Linked DNA regions of Homo sapiens: regions 2, 3 and 4 are each linked to region 1. The links are chromatin loops, found by intact Hi-C in ENCODE. Cell type or tissue: OCI-LY7. All regions are shown on one strand. Each heading gives the region's core, and the rest is flanking DNA. Links, peaks and the distances in the headings are about the cores only. Region 1 has its middle 100 kb from the start of APBB1IP. Region 2 has its middle 13 kb from the start of PDSS1. Region 3 holds the start of PDSS1 (decaprenyl diphosphate synthase subunit 1). Region 4 has its middle 16 kb from the start of FAM238A.

Region 1 (5,482 bases), core at 319-5,318:
AGGAAGTCCTCGGTAAGGTTTTCCTTTTAATGAAAAGCAGCCCCCAAATCATTTCTTTTCTAACAAAGAGCAGCCTTAAAAATCGAGCTGCAGACATAGGCAAGCAAACTGGAAGCTTGCGCGGGTGAACGACAGCAGCTTGGCCAACAGGAAAAGGCTACGTGGGGCCAAGTATGTTCAACATGGAGGCTCCATCTTCCCTTTTCTTTGTCAACCATGTGTGCAGTAAAGAAGCCGACATGGTGCTGGCCAGGTAAAGAGTCTATTTGCATAATAAAATATTAGAGTGAGGCAGCCAGCTTCTTCGCATGCTATGTAAACAGCACACCTGGCCCAACCAATCTCTTGAGTCCTATGTAAATAAGACACCACCTCCTCAAGCTTGGCTATAAAACCCCATGCATTTCACCTCAGAACCAGAAGACCCACTCTGGCACCCCTCTGTCTGCAGGAGACAGAACTATTCTATTTTTTTCTTTCTTTTGCCTATTAAATCTCCACTCTTATACTCACTTCTTATGTATTTGTGTCCTCAATTCCCCTGGTGTGAGATGATGAACCTTGGGTATTTACCCCAGACAATGATTCTGCTTCAAGAGTTTCCATAAAGGCAATACTTTTATAAGTATTGACACATTTTATTAAATGCAATATAATGCATCTACCAGTAATGTTTTATTTTGCTCAATATGTGGCTTAAAGACAGTTTTCCATTTTTTAGATCATTCATCAACATTTGAGGATCCAACTGTGTTAATGGTCACCTTTACTAACAGTAATGTACAGCATCAAATAAAATTCCTGTCCCTTATGAGTTTCTGAGTATTGTCTTCTGTGTAAACATTGGTTATTCTTATTTATTTCAATTATTTCAACTTTTATATTCATAAAATATTTATCAGCACCTACCATGTGTCAGGCACAGTGTGGGTACATGAATATAATAGAGCATAATCCCAGGCCTCAAAAAACCCACAGCCTGAGGAGGGAAACAGCCAAATACACAAATAAATTGCTCACATGCTTAGGTGTTTGCAACCATTCAGGCCTAGGCACAGAACAGGCCACACCCTGTACTAGTATACTCTGTGTAGTGCGTTGGGGAGTCCAACATAGTTGGAGAGGCTGGAAGAGGAAGTGGTGGGTGACTTGGGGCTTGGAAAGGAGAAATTGTCAAGAGCTTAGGTTGGAGAGATAAGAAAGAACTGGATCATAAAGGGTTTGTATGTCATGCTCGGGAATTTGGACTTAGTTTTGCAGATGTAAAAAGTTTTAAGGAGGGCAGTTATAGGACACTTTGGTGAGAGAGTGGGAGATGGTGTGAAAGGTGGAATGTTGGACCAGGAGATTAGCTCTTTGAAAGTATCATTATTCAGCCAGGTGCGGTGGCTCACACCTGTAATCCCAGCATTTTGGGAGGCCGAGGCGGGTTCATCACCTGAGGTCAGGAGTTCGAGACTGGCCTGGCCAACATGGTGAAACTCCATCTCTACTAAAAATACAAATAAAGAGATAAAAAAAACTAGCAGGGTGTGGTTGCGTGCACCTATAATCCCAGCTACTCGGTGGAATCGCTAGAACCAGGGAGGCGGAGATTGTGGTGAGCTGAGATGGCACCACTACACTCCAGCCTGGGCTCTGTCTTAAAAAAAATAAAAATAAAATAAAGAATCATTATTCTTTTTTTTTTTTTACATCTAACTTTATTGCACAGGCTGGTCTTGATCTCCTGGCCTCAAGTGATTCTCCCGCCTCAGTCTCCCAAAGTGCTGGGCTTACAGGCCACTGTGAGCCAGACCAGTATCACTATTCTTGATGGTTAGAGAAGTGGGAACCAGTAAGAAACCTATTTTGATATGCATAAAAACACATACTCCATTGATATATTTATGAAAATTACATAGAGTTTTGGAAAAGGGTATTTTAAAGGCTGCAGTGAAACTCTTAGGAGAAACTAGAAGTGAAACCTTTTAAAAGCACATTTTGAGTTCTTTCATAGTAAAATGTATTACTCAGATTAATTATGTGAAAATTTGAATTTTTAATATTCATGGATTTCAATTTTCCCAAAGCAGGGTTTGGATGAGTAAAAGCAAAGTTGGAGCAATTCAGGCCTAGAAACTCCAAAGCAACTACCATTACATTCAATCCCATTCAAACAAGGCACATGCTTAGAGGGTTTAAATGTGCTTGTTAAGAAACAAAAACAAAACTCTGGATTTAATATAATTTTTAAAAGATATGATTTTACAACTCCTTTTTTGGGGGAGGCATTTAAAAAAATCTATTTTGAAAATATATAGGACAAAAAATGGAAGAATTTAAGCTTTCCACACTGATGTGAAAAAGTATAAGGGTTAAGGTGATGTCACCAAAATGGCAGAGAAGAAGTAATCTGACTTCACTCTCCCATACAGAAAATGAAACAGAACTAGCCAGTGTAAAGATCATCACCACCAATATCCAAGAACTCAAAACCGAGGCTGTGACAATCCCTGGAGACACAAAGACGTGAAAAACTGCAAGCAGAACATACGATAAATTGATTTCTCTATCCATAATAGCCTTCCTTCAAACTGCGAGGCACTTCCTGGAAATGTCACCCAGCACTCACGCTTTCAGCACCGGAAAAAGGGAGGTCAAGGTGGACAGCCATCTTCCCCAATATCTTGAATTCCTATGCAGGAAAGCTGTTCCTGTCTCAGCCCATGGGAAGCATCATGAGTGTCTGCAGCCAGAAGGACCCTGAGGGCATCTGGGAGCTAGACAGAAGAGGTGGGGCAAGCAGCCCCAGTGCATACAACTTGGGAGCTGCTCTCCATCCCGGGCAAAGAGATGCCAAATCAGAGAGGCAGTTTGGCAGCACCATGCTGTAGGAGGTGCACTGCCTGGATCCTTGAGGGCACAAACCCCTAGCCAGCTTTCCCACCCAGCCAGGGAATCCCCTCTGGGACACCTTCTTTCCAAGATCGGCAGTGCTTTGAAAGGCTGCAAAAGCTGCGGCAAACCTGGTCTTAGGGCACCATCTAGTGCCAAAAAGGAGGTAGTGATCTAGTGCTAAGGGAATTAACAGGCAAATTTCACGGGTAACCTCTAAACACACATATGCTAGTAAGAGCAAAGTAACACAGACAGCAAAGACTGGAAAAAATAACGAATCCTTCAATGCGAAGACATAGTTGTATGTTTATAATAAACAACAGCAAATAGGGAACCATGACCTCCTTAAACGGACAGAGCAAGATTCCAGTACTGACCCTAATGAAATAGTGATATGTAAGTTCTCAGATGAAGAATCCAAACTAGCAGTTTTGAGGAAACTGCAAACTCCAAAATAACATATAAAAGCAATTCAGAAATGTATCAGAGAAATTTAACAAGCAGATTGAAATAATTTTTTAAAAAATTAAACAAATTTTAGAACTGGGAAATACATTGGCTGAACTGAAAAATGCATCAGAAGGTCTCAACAGCAGAACTAATAAGGCAGAAGAAAGAAGTAGTGAGCTCAAAGACAGACTATTTGAAAATGCATAGCCAGTGGAGAAAAAAAGAATAAAAGGAATAAAGAATTCCCATGAAATCTAGAAAATAACCCCAGAAGAGCAAATCTAAGTCATTTGCCTTCAAGAGGGAGTTGAGAAAGAGCAAGCAGCAGAAAGTTTTTTCAAGGAAATTAGAACTAAAAAAGAATGTTTTCCTACAATGTATTTTATTGGAGAATACCCAAATAATGAAATATCCGTTGTTTAATTTAATATAACTTTAGATTCGAAATTATGGCAAGTTTGTTTATGAGTATTCCATTACATTTATCTACTTATTTTAATCATTTACCTAGATTATTTATGAAAACTGCAATAGTCATCATTTAAAGTTATGAAACCGCCATTGCAAAATTGTAACTGAGACAGTGAAAACGACCTGACCTAACTGACTTGTTTCTAGCCTCCAAGCTATTCTTGTTCATTAACTTAGCTTATAGTTTAGCTTTGAAACAAAGATAACAGTCCTTTCCCAGAACAAACTTCCTTCATGTCTGTGGACTAGACTGCCTAAGGCCACAAGATTATAAGTTAGGATATTTTTACTAAATAATTCAAGATTTAGCTATCTCCATTAAACCAATATTAATGTTTCATTTATTAGAAATTACACAAGCAAAGATCATTCTGTTTTGGGATAAATTATAGTTTTGTAGCTTCTATGCCAAATTTTGACACCTTATAGTATTTGGTAGAGATAAGTATGAAATTGTGTGATCAATAAATGCAAACAAAAATGTATGTCGGCAACTCTTAAGACATCTCTAATATTACTTTACCAATAATTTTTAAAGCTAGCTTGTTTATTAAAGATTTTCTTTTAGTCACATAACTTGAAAAAGCATTTGACTAGTCTTTTCTATTTTTCTGTTAAAATATTTAAGCACTTTTATTTTTCTTTGAGCCAATTAATCAGAACTCTTTTATATATTTTCAATAGTGAAACATGGTGTACACAAGACATAAATACATAGACATATTAGGCATGCCAATAGAAAACCATTTTATAGATTTGTAAGACCTCCTTTCTCCTATCTTTTAACTGTATCTTTGAGTTCCGGGCAGAGCCCACACTGAATCCTGGGTTTTCAAAAAGGTAGAAGTATTATGAGGTTAGACCATGTGATGCTTTTACAGTGCACTTTAAAAATTTTTTTTCCAAACAAAGACATTTCTAAGTGTCTAAATTACACTTTCTCTTAAAAGCCCCAGAGTAAGATCGCGCCACTGCATTCCAACCTGGGAGACACAGCGAGACTCCGTCTCAAAAAAAAAAAAAAAAAAAAAAAAAAAGCCCCAGAGTAGCTTCTGTTGAAATAGCTATTAATGAAGAAAACAGAATTCAGTTAACTGAGAAGAAAAAACTTTTGCTCAAAAAGACAAGGTCCTAGGAGAGAAATAAACAAAAACAAAAACAAAAACATGAAGGCCTTTTAAATACAAACACACCCACATACATATACACATCTTAGATGTTAGCTTTCAGTTAAGCTGACTCTCAACCACTGAGCTTCTAAAAAATATTTTTCCTTCCCAGAGGCCTCCCAGCAGGAATGGACCCAATACCTTCCATTTTCAAGTTTACATGATATCAAAGGAAATAAGACCAATACACAAATAAGTGGAGGCAAAGTTTGGACAACATAAGGGGGAGTGCACTGGGCAAAAAGACTCAAAACCAACTCAAAACCTGATCTTAACCAAAATGCAAAGTGGGTGTACGAGCGAGCCCTATTTCTTCCCACGGTCGTACCGGACAAATGGCTTATCAATCCCAGATAGGAAAACAATAGGCTCCTGTCATACAATCTGGTTAACTCACCTTTTGAGCATGTCTGCTCTTGATCTCCGTTCTTCCCCAGTAGTGAAAGAGATGTGCATTTTTTACCCACAGGACCCTTCAAAAGGGTTCCCGGGAAAATCTCACTGGCAGCTGC
Region 2 (5,482 bases), core at 295-5,294, 350 kb before region 1:
GCTGGGATTACAGGCGCTCACCACCACACCCAGCTAATTTTTTTTTTTTTTTTTTTTTTTTGTATTTTTGGTAGAGATGGGATTTCACCATTTTGGCCAAGCTGGTCTCAAACTCCTGAACTTGTTATATATCTGCCTTGGCCTCCCAAAGTGCTGCGATTACAGGCGTGAGCCACTGCACCTGGCCAATAAATGTTTCTTTTTTTGTTTTGTTTTATTTATTTATTTATTTATTTATTTATTTGAGATGGAGTGTAGCTCTGTCGCCCAGGCTGGAGTGCAGTGGCGTGATCTTGGCTCACTGCAAGCTCCACCTCCAAGGTTCATGCCATTCTCCCTCCTCAGCCTCCTGAGTAGCTGGGTCCACAGGCACCCCCCCACCATGCCTGGCTAATTTTTTTTTTTTTTTTTTTTTTTTGTATTTTTAGTAGAGACGGGGTTTCACCATGTTAGCCAGGATGGTCTCAATCTCTTGACCTTGTGATCCGCCCGTCTCGGCCTCCCAAAGTGCTGGGATTACAGGCCTGAGCCACCACGCCTAGCCAAATGTTTCTCTTTAAGGTGCAGTAGTGCTGCATGCTGCAGGATCATGGTTCAGAACTGGATCATTAGAAATTTTGGCTCATTATGGTGAACTAGAGATACTGAGGTTAGAAAATTACATTTTTGTTTGTTTGCTTGTTTTATTTTGTAAGTCTATGATTGATTACCAAGAATTTAAGGAAATTGCATTTTTTAAGCTATGAAAGTGACTATTTTTCCCCAGCTTTACGCAGGTATAATTGACAAAAATTGTGTACATTTAAGATGTACAAGGTGATGTTTTGACATATGTATACGTTTTGAAATGATTACCACAATGAAGCTGATTAACGTATGCATTACCTCATATAGTTACTTTTTTGTGGTGAGAATACTTAAGATCTGCTCTCTTAGCAAATTTCAAAGGTACAAGGTGTTATTATCCACTATAGTCTATCCATTTGGTCTTCAGGACTTATTCATCTTATAACTGCAACTTCGTGTCCTTTGAACAACATCTCCCCATATCCCCTACCTCATTGACCCCTGGTCACCACCATTCCACTCTCTATTTCTATGAGTTGGACTTTTTTAGGTTTCCCGTATAAGTGAGATTATGCAGTATTTGTCTTTCTGTGTCTGGCTTATTTCACTTTAACATAATGTCCTTGAGCTTCATCCATGTTGTTGCAAATGGCAACATTTTCTTCTTTTTTAAGTCTGAATAAGAAATTACATTTAAAAAAATTGTACAAGACAGTTGGAAAAAATGCTTATTTATGTGCTGTGAAGTTAAGTATTTTCCATTTTCTTATAAATAAAATGCAATATTTCAAATAAATATTTGTAAAATTTCCTATTGTGCTAAGCACCATGTAGGTTTTTTAGGAGATTAATAAAAGAAGTATACAACCCAATAGTCCCGTTTCTCAAAAAACTTATAATGTAGGATGCACCCCAGTTACCAATGAGGTTCTCCATACCACTCACACACTAGGGAGGTGGGGGAAGTGACTCAAATTGCTCAATTCTGCAGCTTCTGGAAATCCAAAGCTCTCTTCCCAATTCCTGGGATTCCCCGGGTGTATCCTCTGTCTTGTGTCTCCTCTCTACCTGGACTCCAGCTTTGATATGTGTGATAGTACCTATTTCACACTGGGCTGACCCAGATGTGAAACTCAGCCCCATCGAAAGGATGAACACAAACAGCAAACCAAATGTACACAACGTCTTTAAGAACAGAGAGCATCTTGCTGAAGATTTCTGTGGGGAAGATGGAGGAGGGATTTTTTTTCAAAAGAGCAAAAGCAATAAATTCTTCCCCTTGGGTCATGCAGTGTGGCTTCCATCATTTTCCAAGATCTTGGTACCTGCTGGCATCTGTGCTTACAAAATCCCGTCTTCCTCAAGCCGACTTAGCAAGATGTTCCTTCAAACAAAAAGTCTTCTTTAGGAGGAGTTCTTTTTCCATTTGTTGAGTTAATACAGTTTTTAAAAGTTGGAAATACTTAAGAAAAAATGCCTTACACAAACTAGGATCATTTAGAATATGGATCCTATATTATAGTTTTCAGCATAGTAAATACAGATTTGGACCAGGAAGAATATGCAAAAACATGAAGGAAATGTATAAGAGCAAAGAAGTCATCGCACTTGTCACAGCTGCTCTGTCTCTTACCTCGGCAACATTTACTGAACTTCTGGTCATCCTGGCCGGTGGAGAGTTGTCTACTTTCACGAGGCATTATTTCTAACTACCATTTGCTTTCTGGGTCAGTTCTGCCTGGATTCACACCATGTCACTGAAATTGCTCCATCTAGTGGTCATGTTTCAGTTATAGTTCACGGATCTCTCTAGCATTTAATGCATATGATTAAGCACTTCATCCTTGACATACTTCCACTGGCTAATATGACATACTCTCATATACAGTGTGTGGTGTGTGTATATACATATGAGACATAGATAGATATTAGACAAATGCTAATCTACACTTACTATTTTAACTGGGTTTTAGTAATTTCCAAATCATATCTACAGCTGAAATTTGCTTCCAGATTTCCTCTTATTCGGTGCAGTCCATACTAGTGGTTAGGCAGGTAACTAGAATAGTTGGTTAAAATGGGAATAGAAAATATGATACATGTGCAGTTTATATATTTTATTTATTACATGTTTGCTGAATCCTGGTACAACTTTAAATATTTTAACCTCAGACATTTGCCAATTTTTTGTAACCTCATGTGTGAAGCCTTAAATGACCTACCACAAATAATCATTCTCTGCTCTGTTATCACTGTTCATTTTATATAATTCTGGTATTGCATTTATTATAATTTAACATCATGATTTCTTCATATGTTCTTCTTCCCTAGTAGAGCATGTACTCTTTGAGGTCTGGGTTCTGGGTCTTACCATTCTTTTTCCTAGCACTTGCCCAGGGCTTTACATGTAGTAGGTATAGCAGGTACTCAATGGATGTTTATTGAACTAATCAAATTTGAAACATAATAATGTAGAACCTCATATGATCTTAGAAACATATTTTGATTTTTGATTGGGATTGAAGAAATATTACTTTTTGGCTGTTTTGGTAGTAAAACCTTATTCTTCAAGTTTTAACATCTTGAGCCTGATCTAATGAATTCATAGATGTTGAGGGATTTAGGTACTTGGATATTGGATACTGTGTTCTGAGGGACACTGATGCTACGTCTTTTTTATCTCCAGGGGATTATTAGACTTCATCATACCGGAACATTATCCCTCGATGGATGTCAAAGAACCTAATAGATACGTGGTAAGTATTTATTTATTTGTTTGTTTATTTTTTTATAATCGCAACTTTTATTTTAGATTCTGGGGAAATATGCAGGTTTATTACGTGGGTATATTGCATAACCCTGAGGTTTGGGGTACGACTGATCCCCTCACCAAGGTATTGAGTAAAGTACCAAATCGTTTTTCAACCTTTCTCCTCCCCAGAGGTCACTAGTATCTATTAGTGCTATCTTTATGTCCAGGAGTACCTAATGTTTAGCTCACTCTTATAAGTGAGAATATGTAGTATTTGGTTTTCTGTTCCTGTATTAATTCATTTAGGATAATGGCCTACAGCTACACCTATGTTGCTGCAAAGGACATGGTTTCATTCTTTTTATGGCTGTATAGTATTCCATGATTTATATGTACCACATTTTCTTTATCCAATCCACAGTTGATAGGCACTAACTTGATTCCATGTCTTTGCTATTGTGAATAGTGCTGTGATGAACATATGAGGGCACGTGTGTTTTTGATAGAATGATTTGTTTTCTTTTGGATATATACCCAGTAATGGGATTGCCGGGTTGAACAGTAGTTATGTTTTGTTCTTGGAGAAATCTCCGAACTGCTTTCCACATGGCTGACCTAATTTACAATCCCACGTGGTAAGCATTTAAAGAGAAAAGACAATTCTCTGTTTTTTCTCGTTGGCCTGCCAACACTAGAGATTGAAGCTTAGAATTTAAAACACTAAAGCTAGCAAAGGAAGTGCAGAGCCATTTGAACATTTTGTTACAGGAAGTTAAGATGCACCACTTCTTAAACAAGGCATAGACATGGCAGTTATTTTGTTTAAAAGATGCCTAGAAAAAAAGAGCAGGTGTTCCTACATCCTGACAGTACACGTTATTTTTTGAGCAGCATTTATAACTTGGTCACATACATTCTTTCGTCACACATTAGATATGTCAATATTTCTATTGCAGCAGTTCTAAAGTAAATAAAATACATAATAGTAAAATGTGTTTTTCTATTCTTGTGGAAATTTTTTGATCTTCTTAAAGCTTTTCCATTATTTTAACAGTCACTGAGAAGGGAATTCCATTATTTTTCTTGGTGACACATTCGAAGTTTAATAACTCACATTGCTGAAACTTAACTCCCTTGTACTGAATTCTGTTGATTTTACGTTGGTTATTTGCCATGGAGAAGCTTGATCATGATACTGTATCTAAGTCTTTTATGTATTATTTCTGGATGAATAATTTTACTTTTCTCTATTTTTCTTACAACTACTAATTTCCACTCTTTTAGTCATCTTTTGACCCACCTTTGAAGTTTTCCTATATGCTTCCTGTGACTTATCGGAGGATCCTAAAAGAGCATACATTGCTAAAAACCTGAGAAATCTCTAAATTTCATTTTAGGATTTTTTTTCTATTGTTGTGTCTGAGACAGCACAACTTATTGTCTTGTGGAAGTCTGTTAGTTTTTGCTCGTGGTAAGTTATCTACTGATATTTCATTCATCTGATGAGAAAGTAGAATTTGTTGAAGTGGAAGGCTTCCTTTTTTGTAAATTTAAAAAATTCCTGTTGATGAGCTTCTTAGCATTTGTAATACAGAAGTTTCCCCCTTATCTGCATTCTCACTTTCCACAATTTCACTTCCCCGTGGTCAACCATGGTCTAAAAATATTAAATGCAAAATTCCAGAAATAAGCAATTCATAAGTTTAAAGTGCTCACTATTCTGAGTAGCATGATGAAGTCTTGCTCCGTCTCGTCTGGGATGTGAATTCTCTCTCTGTCCAGTTTATCCATGCTGGAGCCACTCCCTGGCCATGAGTCACTTCATCCCATGAGTCACTTGTAGCTGAGTAGTTCTATGGACCATTGCAGGACTCAGTGCTTGTGTTCAAGTTACCTTGATTTTAGTTAACAATGGTCCCAAAGTGCAAGAGTAGTGATGCTGGCATGTTTTTATAATTGTTCTATTTTATTATTATTGTTGTTAATCTGTTACTGTACCTAATTTATAAATTAAACTTTATCATAGGTATGTATAGGAAAAATCATAGTATATAGAGAGTTTGGTACTATCTGTGGTTTCAGTCATTCCCCTGGGGGTGTTGGTACACATCCTCTGCAGATAAGGGGGGGCTACTGTCTACAAGTTGGTTTTTAATGACAGAG
Region 3 (5,482 bases), core at 105-5,104, 360 kb before region 1:
CTACATCTTCCTTTCTTCTTCTGAGCCCTCCAAACTATTCCAACCTCTGCTTGTTACCCAGTTCCAAAGTAATTTCCACATTCTCAGGTATCTTATATCAATGCCAACTACTTTGGTACCAATTATCTGTATTGGTCCATTCTCACACTGCTATAAAGAAATTACCCATGACTGGGCAATCTATAATTATAGGAAAGAGGTTTAATTGACTCACAGTTCTGAATGGCTGGGGAGGCCTCAGAAACTTAGAATCATGGTGGAAGAAGGAGAAGGAGAAACAAGCACCTTCTTCACAAGGCGGCAGGAGACAGAATGAACACAGGAGGAACTACCAAACACTTATAAAACCAGCAGATCTTGTGAGAACTCCCTATCATGAGAACAGCATGGGGGAATCCACCCCCATGATCCAATTACCTCCACCTGGTCCCTCCCTTGACCCTCCCTGGTCCCCAAATATAATTGGGGATTACAATTCGAGATAGATGTGGGTGGGCACACAGAGCCAAACCATATCAGGAGGTCTCACTAAGTGGCCCAGGCTGGTCTCGAACTCCTGAGCTAAAGGGATTCTCCTGCCTCGGCCTCCCAAACTGTTGGGATTACAGGCGTGAGCCACCACGCTCAGCTAAAGAGAAAGTGCTGGGTAAGAATCAAATACATGGCCGTGTGCCAATCCTCAAGCGGGGTGGGGGGGAGGGGGGAATGGCTTGAGTCCAAGAGTTCAAGACCAACCTGGCCAACACAAAAAGTCCCCGTCTCTAAAAAAATAAATTAAAAAAAAAAATCAAAGATATATTGAGAAGTGATTTGGCACGATCACATGCACACTGGTTTTTATTGTATTACAATATTTGTTCACACTACTAGTGAAGTCAGAAGAATGTACAACCATTAGGAGGTAGTAGAGCTCTGGTGGAGAGCAAGACGTGGCTTAATTATTGCCGCTCTTTGTCCCTGTGGCTTAGTTATTGTAGTTCTGTGTCCCCAAGGACTATCAGGCCCTAAGAGACTTGAAGTAACCAAAATACACATGCCTGAGGCAGACACCAGAATGCTAACATATTAACATATAGTGAAAGGCATCACTGACACACACATCAGAAATACATGATCTTGGCATCATGAGTCCACAGAATTCCTCCTTGTCGTCATGCAGACGGGGAGGCCATAAAGCATATTCTCTCCAGAAAAGCACACTTTCCCTGGCTAAGGTTGCTTGGTGGGCAAGAAACTTTTTTAAAAAGAAGTGTCAGGCCAGGCGTGGTGGCTCACACCTGTAATCCCCGCACTTTGGGAGGCCGAGGAGGGGGTGGATCACTTGAGGTCAGGAGTTCCAGACCAGCCTGGGCAACATGGTGAAATGCCGTCTCTACTAAAAATACAAAAATTAGCTGGGGGTCGTGGTGTACGCCTGTAATCCCAGCTACTTGGGAGTCTGCAGCAGGAGAATCGCTTGAACCTGGGAGGTGGAGTTTGCAGTGAGCCGAGATTCCGCCACTGCACTCCAGCCTGGGCGACAGAGTGAGACTCTGTGTCAAAAAAAAAAAAAAAGAAGAAGAAGAAGAAGCATGTAGTGGCATAAGAGGGTGGATGCACCCATCTCTTCAAATACTGGCTTCTTCTGTGGAACTAGAAATATCTGAAGTCTGGAGAGAACAGTCCTGAAATGGATCACAGCAAAGCCTACCTTCCTCCTCTAAGCCTCTTCTCCCACATGCCCCTCACCCCCCATATTCTGTTCTCTTTACTCTCTAGCATTGTCTAGTTGCCCAGCTGCCACTTGGTCTCCAAACGTCTTTTTTGCTTTAGATTTTTTAGAGATAGGGTCTCACACTGTTGCCCAGGCTGGAGTGCACTGGCACTATCACAATAAACAGCTCACTGTAATCTTGAACTCCTGGGATCGAACAATCCTCCTCCCTCAGGCTCCTGAGTAGGTAGAACTACAGGCATGCACCACCCCACCTGGTGAATTTTTTCTATTTTTTATAGAGACAGAGTCTTGCTATGTTGCCTAGGCTGGTCCCAAACTCCTGGCCTCAACCGATTCTCCCACCTCAGCCTCCCAAAGTGCTGGGATTACAGGTGTGAGCCACTGTGCCTGGCCCAAGCCTTGTTTTGGATAATTTGTGATACGCATCTACTTTGGTACAAAGTAGATATTTATAAGTGTTATATATTTCATACTGGGAAATGATGTTTGATGAGAACACGGACACATAAAGTATACCAAATCTGAATTAAAAGAGTACTAAATTCAAATAAACTTAAGTAACAGTGAGTCCATAGATTTTGCACGGTTATGCTAATAGCATGGGCCTACCCCATGGCACACTGAGAATCATTACAAAGCGCAGAAGGGCTCACAGTGTCCATTTACAGGGGCTAAACTGACCAGAAAGGGAGAAAAAGGAGATCGGAACCCAAAGGCAGCAGAGGAGACCCTGAAAGAATGGGCTATCGCTGAGATTCTGACTTTAGATGACTCCAGGGTTTCTCTCCTCCTGACGGCCTCGGGCCTTTCTCCTTCCAGTGTCATTCCAGCCCCATCCAGGTGTGCTCTCCTCCCGAGGCCACTGCTGGACAACTAAGGTCCGGTCCACCCTAGCACCAGCCCTGCATTCTCCACAAGACCTTTTCGGACTATTCCGAGGCCGATTCGATCCTCCGTTTCTCGGAGAGAGCTCTGAGCACTTTGGCTCTAAAATTTCAGGCAAGATCTGTCTTCCTCTAACTCCAAAGTAAATAGCTGCAGTCGCTCTCCAGGCTTAACCTTGTCCATATAGCAGCGGTCAATCTGATCGCTCCTGCGCTTCCCCCAGGACACGGATCCCACCGCTTTCTCCACCCCCCAAAACGCTCCCGGGGTCCCCAGGACACCGCTTTCTGCAACCCCGTGTAGGGCGCCCCTACTTCAGTCCAACGCGCGGCTCCGTCCCACCGCGAGCACCCCTCAGCTCCGGAGTCCCACCCCGGAGCTACCCCGGAGCTACCCCGCGCGCCCCCGCGTCGCGACGCACGTGCTCCCCGCTCCCATTCATTCCGCCCACTGCTGTCATTGGAGCCGTGACCTCTGAGCCCCGCCGGGCGCGCGCCTCCCAACCTCACCTGCGCGCGGACTTCGGCAGCGGCGCTCGGCCCCAACGGTCCCGCACGGCCGGGGGAGCCGGGCCCGGGGCTCCGCGCCGCCGGCTTCCAGGAGCAGCCGCGCCGCCACCGCCACCAGCGCGAGGCCATGGTCGGAGTCTGAAAGTCGCGGCAGGGCGGCGGCTCCGCCTCTGGCCCGCGATCCTCCTCCCGGGACCCGGAGCCGGAAACCTGGCACAGGAAGCGCTTCGGCCAGGCCCGGGAGCGCGGTTCGCTCTTCCTCGCTTGCGGTCCGGCTGCCGGCGCGGACACTTCGGGTGTCTGCCCGTCTGCAGCCAACGGGGACTGCAGCCGCTCCCGGGAGGCGACGGGGCAGGGGCGTGCGGAGACCTGGTCTGGGGACCCCGAGCGTAACCTTCCCCGGGGCGAGCCTCCTATCCCCACCTCTTCCCGGAAGCTGTGCAGGGAGACTGGCCACGCCTGCAGTCATAGCAAAAATGTCCCTGTGGGGACCTTTTATTAGCAAGAAATACTACCGCGCGCCACCCTTGCAGCCACGAACTCTTTTGTTCTGCGTGTTTAGGCAGAAACATAACTCAGAGAATGGGGTTCCCGCTCCGCAGCCTAAGCCGGAGGCGACGGTTTCCGCTGCTGCTTCCCTTGGCAGTGACCTGACACGCCCTGGTCGGCTGCCTTTTGCAATCTGTTCTTGAAGGAAGTTCCAGCCCATCGCATCTTCCTAGAAACAAGTCCGACCACGATCAGGGTTGTTGTGAAATAGTAGCTAAATTAGCCGGGTCTCGTGACTTTTGGACTCTCCCCTCCAAACGCCTTATAGGTATAGTTTGGCAATCTTGCTCACACCTGGGTGTGAACCTGCGTGTACCCAGCCCGGGAGATATTGGAGTCTGTACAGGATTAGTACCCCTTATGGGTTAGAAAGGCCTTCTTTCCTTAGCTCTAAGGCCAGATCTACTGGTGCTAAGAGACAGCGTGTTCCGAACAGAAATTAAGTGATATAAACATTCAGCGCATGCACTCAAACACACAGAGCCAGTGAGATAGGGGGTAAGCATTAGAGATAGAGAAATGCAATTTAGTCCTCAAAAAATTCACTCTAATGAGGAAATAGACCAGCAAGTAGGTAATTGCAGTTCTCTGATTCATGTATTTTCTTGTTCTTGGGTTAAAGAATGCGGTAGCCTCATAGCTGGGTACATTAATTTCATATTTAATCGTGTGGATTTTTTATGGAATGAAGACATCATAGACTATATAAAGACATCTATGAAAATAAGCCAGTTTGATGGTGTTTTTTCCATCTTGAAGAATAGTATGTAAAAATATGCAAAGCTTTATGAGTAAAGATTGTTAATATGCACCTGTAGCTTATCTTGGTTTAGATTAGGTTTATATATTAAGAAACATTCATAAGGTGGAATTTGCCAAGTAGAGTGTAGCAGTAAGCACTTGGGTTGTACTTGATCCTATGACTAAGACATTATCATTTGCCCTTTTTTGTATATAAAGATAAGGAAACATATAGAGGAAATACCGTATGGTCAAATAAGTATCACACTCAAGCTCACCCAGTTGTCAAGTATGTCACTACACAATTTTGTCAGACCATGTTCGTTTAGAGATTGCTTGGCCACATTAAAACAGAAAACATTGCTCTTAAAAAGATGCTGTAGGTCGGGGGCACAGTGGCTCAGCCTGTAATCCCAGCACTGTGGGAGGCCGAGGCAGGTGGATCACTTGAGGTCAGGAGTTTGAGACCAGCCTGGCCAACATGGTGAAACCCGTCTCTACTAAATATTCAAAAATTAGTTGGGCATGGTGGTGCATGTTCTGTAATCCCAACCACTTAGGAGGCTGAGGCAAGAGAATCACTTGAACCTGGGAGGCAGAGGTTGCAGTGAGCCGAGATTGTGCCACTGCACTTCGGCCTAGGTGACAAAGTGAGACTCCGTCTTTAAAAAAAAGAAAAAGAAAAAAAGATGCCGTAGTATTGCAAGGCTAAGTAGGGACAGCAGCTGAAGTTCCTCAAGACTTCCAACGTTACTGTATAGCTAAACTCTTGAGAAAAAACAGTAAGCTACCAATTGGACATACGGAATTCACAAGTAGTTCTTTTGACCCCACTAGGCCAAGCATGAGTTGAGGAAGTTAAAAACACTATCTGAGTTATGCAGGTAAGTGCTAAAGAACAGACTTCTCTTGTGCAGTCTGAAAACAACTTTAGTCTATTTTGCTGCCCTTAGACAAATGAAAAGAGCCAGTACAGATGGATCAAAATGGCCTATGTGTAACTGAAAGCGATCAAGGTTGTCGTTTTGAGGTTGGAGTGTTAGGTACCCTCCAAGACATTTTCTTGCCATATTGATGATAC
Region 4 (5,482 bases), core at 167-5,166, 270 kb before region 1:
TGCAACCTCAGCCTTCCCAGATTCACGTGATTCTGCTGTCACAGCCTCCTGAGTAGCTGGGATTACAGGCGCCTGCCACCACACCCAGCTAATTTTTTTTTTTTTTTGTATTTTTGGTAGAGATGGGATTTCACCATGTTGGTCAGGCTGGTAGAGACGGGATTTCACCATGTTGGTCAGGCTGGTCTCAAACTCCTGACCTCGTGATCCACCCACCTCAGCCTCCCAAATTGCTGGGATTATAGGTGTGAGCCACCACGCCAGGCCAATAAATGTTTCTCTTTAAGGCGCAGTAGTGCTGTGTGCTGCAGAATCATGGTTCAGAGTTGGATCATTAGAAATTTTGGCTCATTTTAGTGAACTAGATTTACTGAGGTTAGAAAATTACATTTTTGTTTGTTGCTTGTTTTATTTTATAAGTCTATGATTGATGACCAAGAATTTAAGAAAATTACATTTTTTAAACTATGAAAGTGACCATTTTCCCCCCGCTTTACTCAAGTATAATTGACATTAAAAATTGTTTACATTTAAGGTGTACAATGTGATGTTTTGATATATGTATATGTTTTGAAATGATTACCACAATGAAGCTAATTAACATATACATTACCTCACATAGTTACTTTTTTGTGGTGAGAATACTTAAGATCTGCTCTCTTAGCAAATTTCAAAGGTACAAGGTGTTATTATCAACCACAGTCTATCCATTTGGTCTTCAGGACTTATTCATCTTATAACTGCAACTTCGTGTCCTTTGAACAACATCTCCCCATTTCCCCTACCTCATCGACGCTGCTCACCACCATTACACTCTCTATTTCTATGAGTTTGACTTTTTTAGATTCCCCATATAAGTGAGATTATGCAGTATTTGTCTTTCTGTGTCTGGCTTATTTCACTTTAACATAATGTCCTTGAGCTTCATCCATGTTGTTGCAAATGGCAAGATTTTCTTCTTTTTTTAAGTCTGAATAAGAAATTACATTTTAAAAAATTGTACAAGACAGTTGGAAAAAATGCTTATTTATGTGCTGTGAAGTTGAGTATTTTCTGTTTTCTTATAAATAAAATACAATATTTCAAATAAATATTTGTAACATTTTCTATTGTGCTTAATGCCATGTAGGTTTTTTAGGAGATTAGAAAAAGAAGTATAAGACCCAACAGTCCCGTTTCTCAAAAAACTTATAATGTAGGATGCACCCCAGTTACGGATGAGGGCCTCCGTACCACTCATACACTGGGGAGGTACGGGAAGTGACTCAAATTGCTCAATTCTGTAGCCTCCAGAAATCCAAAACTCTCTTCCCAATTCCTGGGATTCCCCAGGTGTATCCTCTGTCTTGTGTCTCCCCTCTACCTGGACTCCAGCTTTGATATGTGTGATAGTACCTATTTCCTACTAGGCTGACCCAGATGTGAAACTCAGCCTCATCAAAAGGATGAACACAAACAGCAAACCAAATGCACACAACGTCTTTAAGAACAGAGAGCGTCTTGCTGAAGATTTCTGTAGGGAAGATGGAGGAGGAATTTTTTTTTTCAAAAGAGCAAAAGCAATCAATTCTTCCCCTTTCATACAGTGGGGCTTCCATCATTCTCCGAGATTTTGGTACCTGCTGGCATGTGTGCTTACAAAATCCCGTCTTCTTCAAGCAGACTTAGCAAGATGTTCCTTCAAACAAAAAAACCTTCTTTACGAGGAGTTCTGTTTCCATTTTAAAAGTTAATGTAGTTTTTAAAAGTTATTGGAAATACTTAAGAAAAAATGCCTTACACAAACTAGGATCATTTAGAATATGGATCCTATATTAAAGTTTTCAGCATAGTAAATACAGATTTGGACCAGGAAGAATATGCGAACAAAATGAAGGAAATGTATAAGAGCAAAGAAGTCATCGCACTTGTCACAGCTGCTCTGTCTCTTACCTCAGCAACATTTACTGAGCTTCTGGTCATCCTGGCCCGTGGAGAGTTGTCTACTTTCACGAGGCATTATTTCTTTTTTTTTTATTTTTTATTTTGTTATTATTACACTTTAAGTTTTAGGGTACATGTGCACAATGTGCAGGTTAGTTACATATGTACTCATAGGTGGGAATTGAACAAGGCATTATTTCTAACTACCCATTTGCTTTCTGGGTCAGTTCTGCCTGGATTCACACCATGTCACTGAAATTGCTCCATCTAGTGGTCATGTTTCAGTTATAGTTCACGGATCTCCCTAGCATTTAATGCATATGATTAAGCACTTCATCCTTGACATGCCTCCACTGGCTAATATGACATACTCTCATATACAGTGTATGGTGTGTGTATATACATATGAGACATAGATAGATATTAGACAAATGCTAATCTACACTTACTATTTTAACTGGGTTTTAGTGATTTCCAAATCATATCTACAGCTGAAATTTGCTTCCAGATTTCCTCTTATTCAGTGCAGTCCATGCTAGTGGTTAGGCAGGTAACTAGAATAGTTGGTTAAAATGAGAATAGAAAGTATGATACATTTGCACTTTATATATTTTATTTATTACATGTTTGCTGAATCCTGGTACAACTTTAAATATTTTAACCTCAGACATTTGCCAATTTTTTGTCACCTCATGTGTGAAGCCTTAAATGACCTACCACAAATAATCATTCTCTGCTCTGTTATCGCTATTCATTTTATATAATTCTGGTATTGCATTTATTATAATGTAACATCATGATTTCTTCATATGTTCTTCTTCCCTAGTAGAGCATGTACTCTTTGAGGTCTGGGTTCTGGGTCTTACCATTCTTTTTCCTAGCACTTGCCCAGGGCTTAGCATACAGTAGGTACAGCAGGTACCCAATGGATGTTTATTGAAGTAATCAAATTTGTAACATAAGGTAGAATCTCATATGATCTTAGAAACATATTTTCATTTTTGATTGATATTGAAGAAATATTGCTTTTTGGCTGTTTTGGCAGTAAAACCTTATTCTTCAAGTTTTAACATCTTGAGCCTGATCTAATGAATTCATAGATGTCGAGGGATTTAGGTACCTGGATATTGGATGCTGTGTTCTGAGGGACACCGATACTATGTCCTTTTTATCTCCAGGGGATTATTTGACTTCATCATAGAGCAACATTATCCCTCGATGGATGTCAAAGAACCTAATAGATACGTGGGAAATATTTATTTATTTGTTTTTTAATTTTATAATTGCAACTTTTATTTTAGATTCAGGGGAAATGTGGAGGTTTATTACATGGACATATTGCATAACCCTGAGGTTTGGGGTATGACTGATCCCCTCACCGAGGTAGTGAGCATAATACCCAATCGTTTTTCAACGCTTCCGCTCCCCAGAAGTCCCCAATGTCTATTGTTGCCATCTTTATGTCCATGAGTACCCAATGTTGAGCTCCCATTTATAAGTGAGAATATGCAGTATTTGGTTTTCGGTTGCTGTGTTAATTCATTTAGGATAATGGCCTACAGCTATATCTATGTTGCTTCAAAGGACATGATTTCATTCTTTTTTTTTAAATTTTTTTATGTTATTATTATTGTACTTTAAGTTTTAGGGTACATGTGCACAACGTGCAGGTTTCTTACTTATGTATACATGTGCCATGTTGGTGAAACTGGAAACCATCATTCTCAGCAAACTATCGCAAGGACAAAAAACCAAACACCGCATGTTCTCGCTCATAGGTGGGAATTGACCAATGAGAACACATGGACACAGGAAGGGGAACGTCACACACCGGGGACTGTTGTGGGGTGGGGGGAGGGAGGAGGGATAGCATTAGGAGATATACCTAATGCTAAATGACAAGTTAATGGGCGCAGCACACCAACATGATTTCATTCTTTTTTATGGCTGTATAGTATTCCATGATTTATATGTATCACATTTTCTTTATCCAACCCATAGTTGATAGTCACTGACTTGATTCCATGTCTTTGCTATTGTGAATAGTGCTGTGACGAACGTAGGTGTGTTGTTGATAGAATGATTTGTTTTCTTTTGGATATATACCCAGTAATGGGATTGCCGGGTTGAACAGTAGTTACGTTTTAAGTTCTTGGAGAATCTCCGAACTGCTTTCCACATGGCTGACCTAATTTACAACCCCACGTGGTAAGCATTTAAAGAGGAAAGGCAATTCTCTTGTTTTCTCTCGTTGGCCTGCCAACACTGGAGATTACTGCTTAGAATTTAAAACACTAAAGCTAGCAAAGGAAGTGCAGAACCATTAGAATATTTTGTTACAGGAAGTTAAGATGCACCACTTCTTAAACAAGGCATAGACAAGGCAGTTATTTTGCTTAAAAGATGCCTAGAAAAAAAGAACAGGTGTTCCTACATCCTGACAGTATATGTGATTTTTTTGAGCAGCATTTATAACTTGATCACATACATTCTTTCGTCACACATTACATATACCAATATTTCTATCATAGTAGTTCTAAAGTAAACATAATACATAATAGCAAAATATGTTTTTCTATTCTTGTGGAAATTTTTTGCTCTTCCTAAAGCTTTTCCATTATTTTAACTGTCACCGAGAAGGGAATTCCATTATTTTTCTTGGTGACACATTCGAAGTTTAATAACTCACATTGCTGAAAGTTAACTCCCTTGTGCTGAATTCTGTTGCTTTTACTTTGGTTATTGGCCATGGAGAAGCTTGACCATGATACTGTGTCTAAGCCTCTTATGTATTGTTTCTGGATGCATAATTTTACTTTTCTGGATTTTTCTTACCTGTACTAATTTCCACTCCTTTAGTCATCTTTTGACCCACCTTTGAAGTTTTCCTATATGCTTCTTGTGACTTATCAGAGGATCCTAAAAGAGCATACATTGCTAAAAACCCGAGAAATCTCTAAATTTCATTTTAGGATTTTTTTTTTCTATTGTGGTATCTGAGACAGCACAACTTATTGTCTTGTGGAAGTCTGTTAGTTTTTGCTTGTGGTAAGTTATCTACAGATATTTCATTCTTCTGATGAGAAAGTAGAATTTGTTGAAGTAGAAGGCTTCGTTTTTTGTGAATTTAAAAAATTCCTATTGAGCTTCTTAGCATTTGTAATACAGAAGTTTCTCCCTTATCTGCATTCTCTTTCCACAATTTCACTTCCCTGTGGTCAACCATGGTCTAAAAATATTAAATGCAAAATTCCAGAAATAAGCAATTCATAAGTTTAAAGTGCTCACTATTCTGAGTAGCATGATGAAGTCTTGCTCCGTCTCGTCTGGGATGTGAATTCTCTCTCTGTCCAGTTTATCCATGTTGGAGACACTCCCTGGCCATGAGTCACTTCATCCCATGAGTCACTTGTAGCTGAGTAGTTCTATGGACCATTGCAGGACTCAGTGCTTGTGTTCAAGTTACCTTGATTTTAGTTAACAATGGTCCCAAAGTGCAAGAGTAGTGATGCTGGCATGTTTTTATAATTGTTCTATTTTATTATTAGTTATTGTTGTT

Evidence for each region. Peaks named below come from ENCODE experiments on the same cell type or tissue, not always from the same donor. Only the 100,000 strongest peaks of a DNase experiment are listed, where the experiment ranks them.
Region 2: a loop joins it to region 1, with 10 times the contacts of the local background. A loop is called at or near these places in 6 of 110 quality-filtered maps.
Region 3: it touches region 1 in a loop (6-fold over the local background); 7 of 110 quality-filtered maps call a loop at or near these places.
Region 4: it touches region 1 in a loop (8-fold over the local background); 4 of 110 quality-filtered maps call a loop at or near these places.

Annotation. Positions count from the first base shown.
Region 1 is chr10:26,332,805-26,338,286 of GRCh38, reverse strand. No RefSeq gene overlaps it. Among named protein-coding and RNA genes, the nearest start is that of APBB1IP, 100 kb to the left of the region's middle. In OCI-LY7, for the core only: CTCF peaks have their summits at 2,825 and 3,028 (motif pointing left); DNase peaks (open chromatin) are centred at 2,426, 3,016 and 3,466; H3K4me3 peaks cover 1,038 bases; H3K27ac peaks cover 1,012 bases.
Region 2 is chr10:26,681,709-26,687,190 of GRCh38, reverse strand. No RefSeq gene overlaps it. Among named protein-coding and RNA genes, the nearest start is that of PDSS1, 13 kb to the left of the region's middle. In OCI-LY7, for the core only: CTCF peaks have their summits at 2,139 and 2,349 (motif pointing left); DNase peaks (open chromatin) are centred at 2,340 and 4,100.
Region 3 is chr10:26,695,470-26,700,951 of GRCh38, reverse strand. PDSS1 (decaprenyl diphosphate synthase subunit 1) reads right to left here and starts at 3,251. Exons shown (of 12, transcript NM_014317.5): 1 at 3,112-3,251. The coding sequence starts at 3,240. RefSeq lists an enhancer at 2,196-3,084 and a silencer at 2,959-3,578. In OCI-LY7, for the core only: no CTCF peak of the experiment used is centred there; DNase peaks (open chromatin) are centred at 3,191, 3,301 and 3,711; H3K4me3 peaks cover 3,310 bases; H3K27ac peaks cover 2,342 bases.
Region 4 is chr10:26,603,276-26,608,757 of GRCh38, reverse strand. No RefSeq gene overlaps it. Among named protein-coding and RNA genes, the nearest start is that of FAM238A, 16 kb to the right of the region's middle. In OCI-LY7, for the core only: CTCF peaks have their summits at 2,001 and 2,200 (motif pointing left); a DNase peak (open chromatin) is centred at 2,237.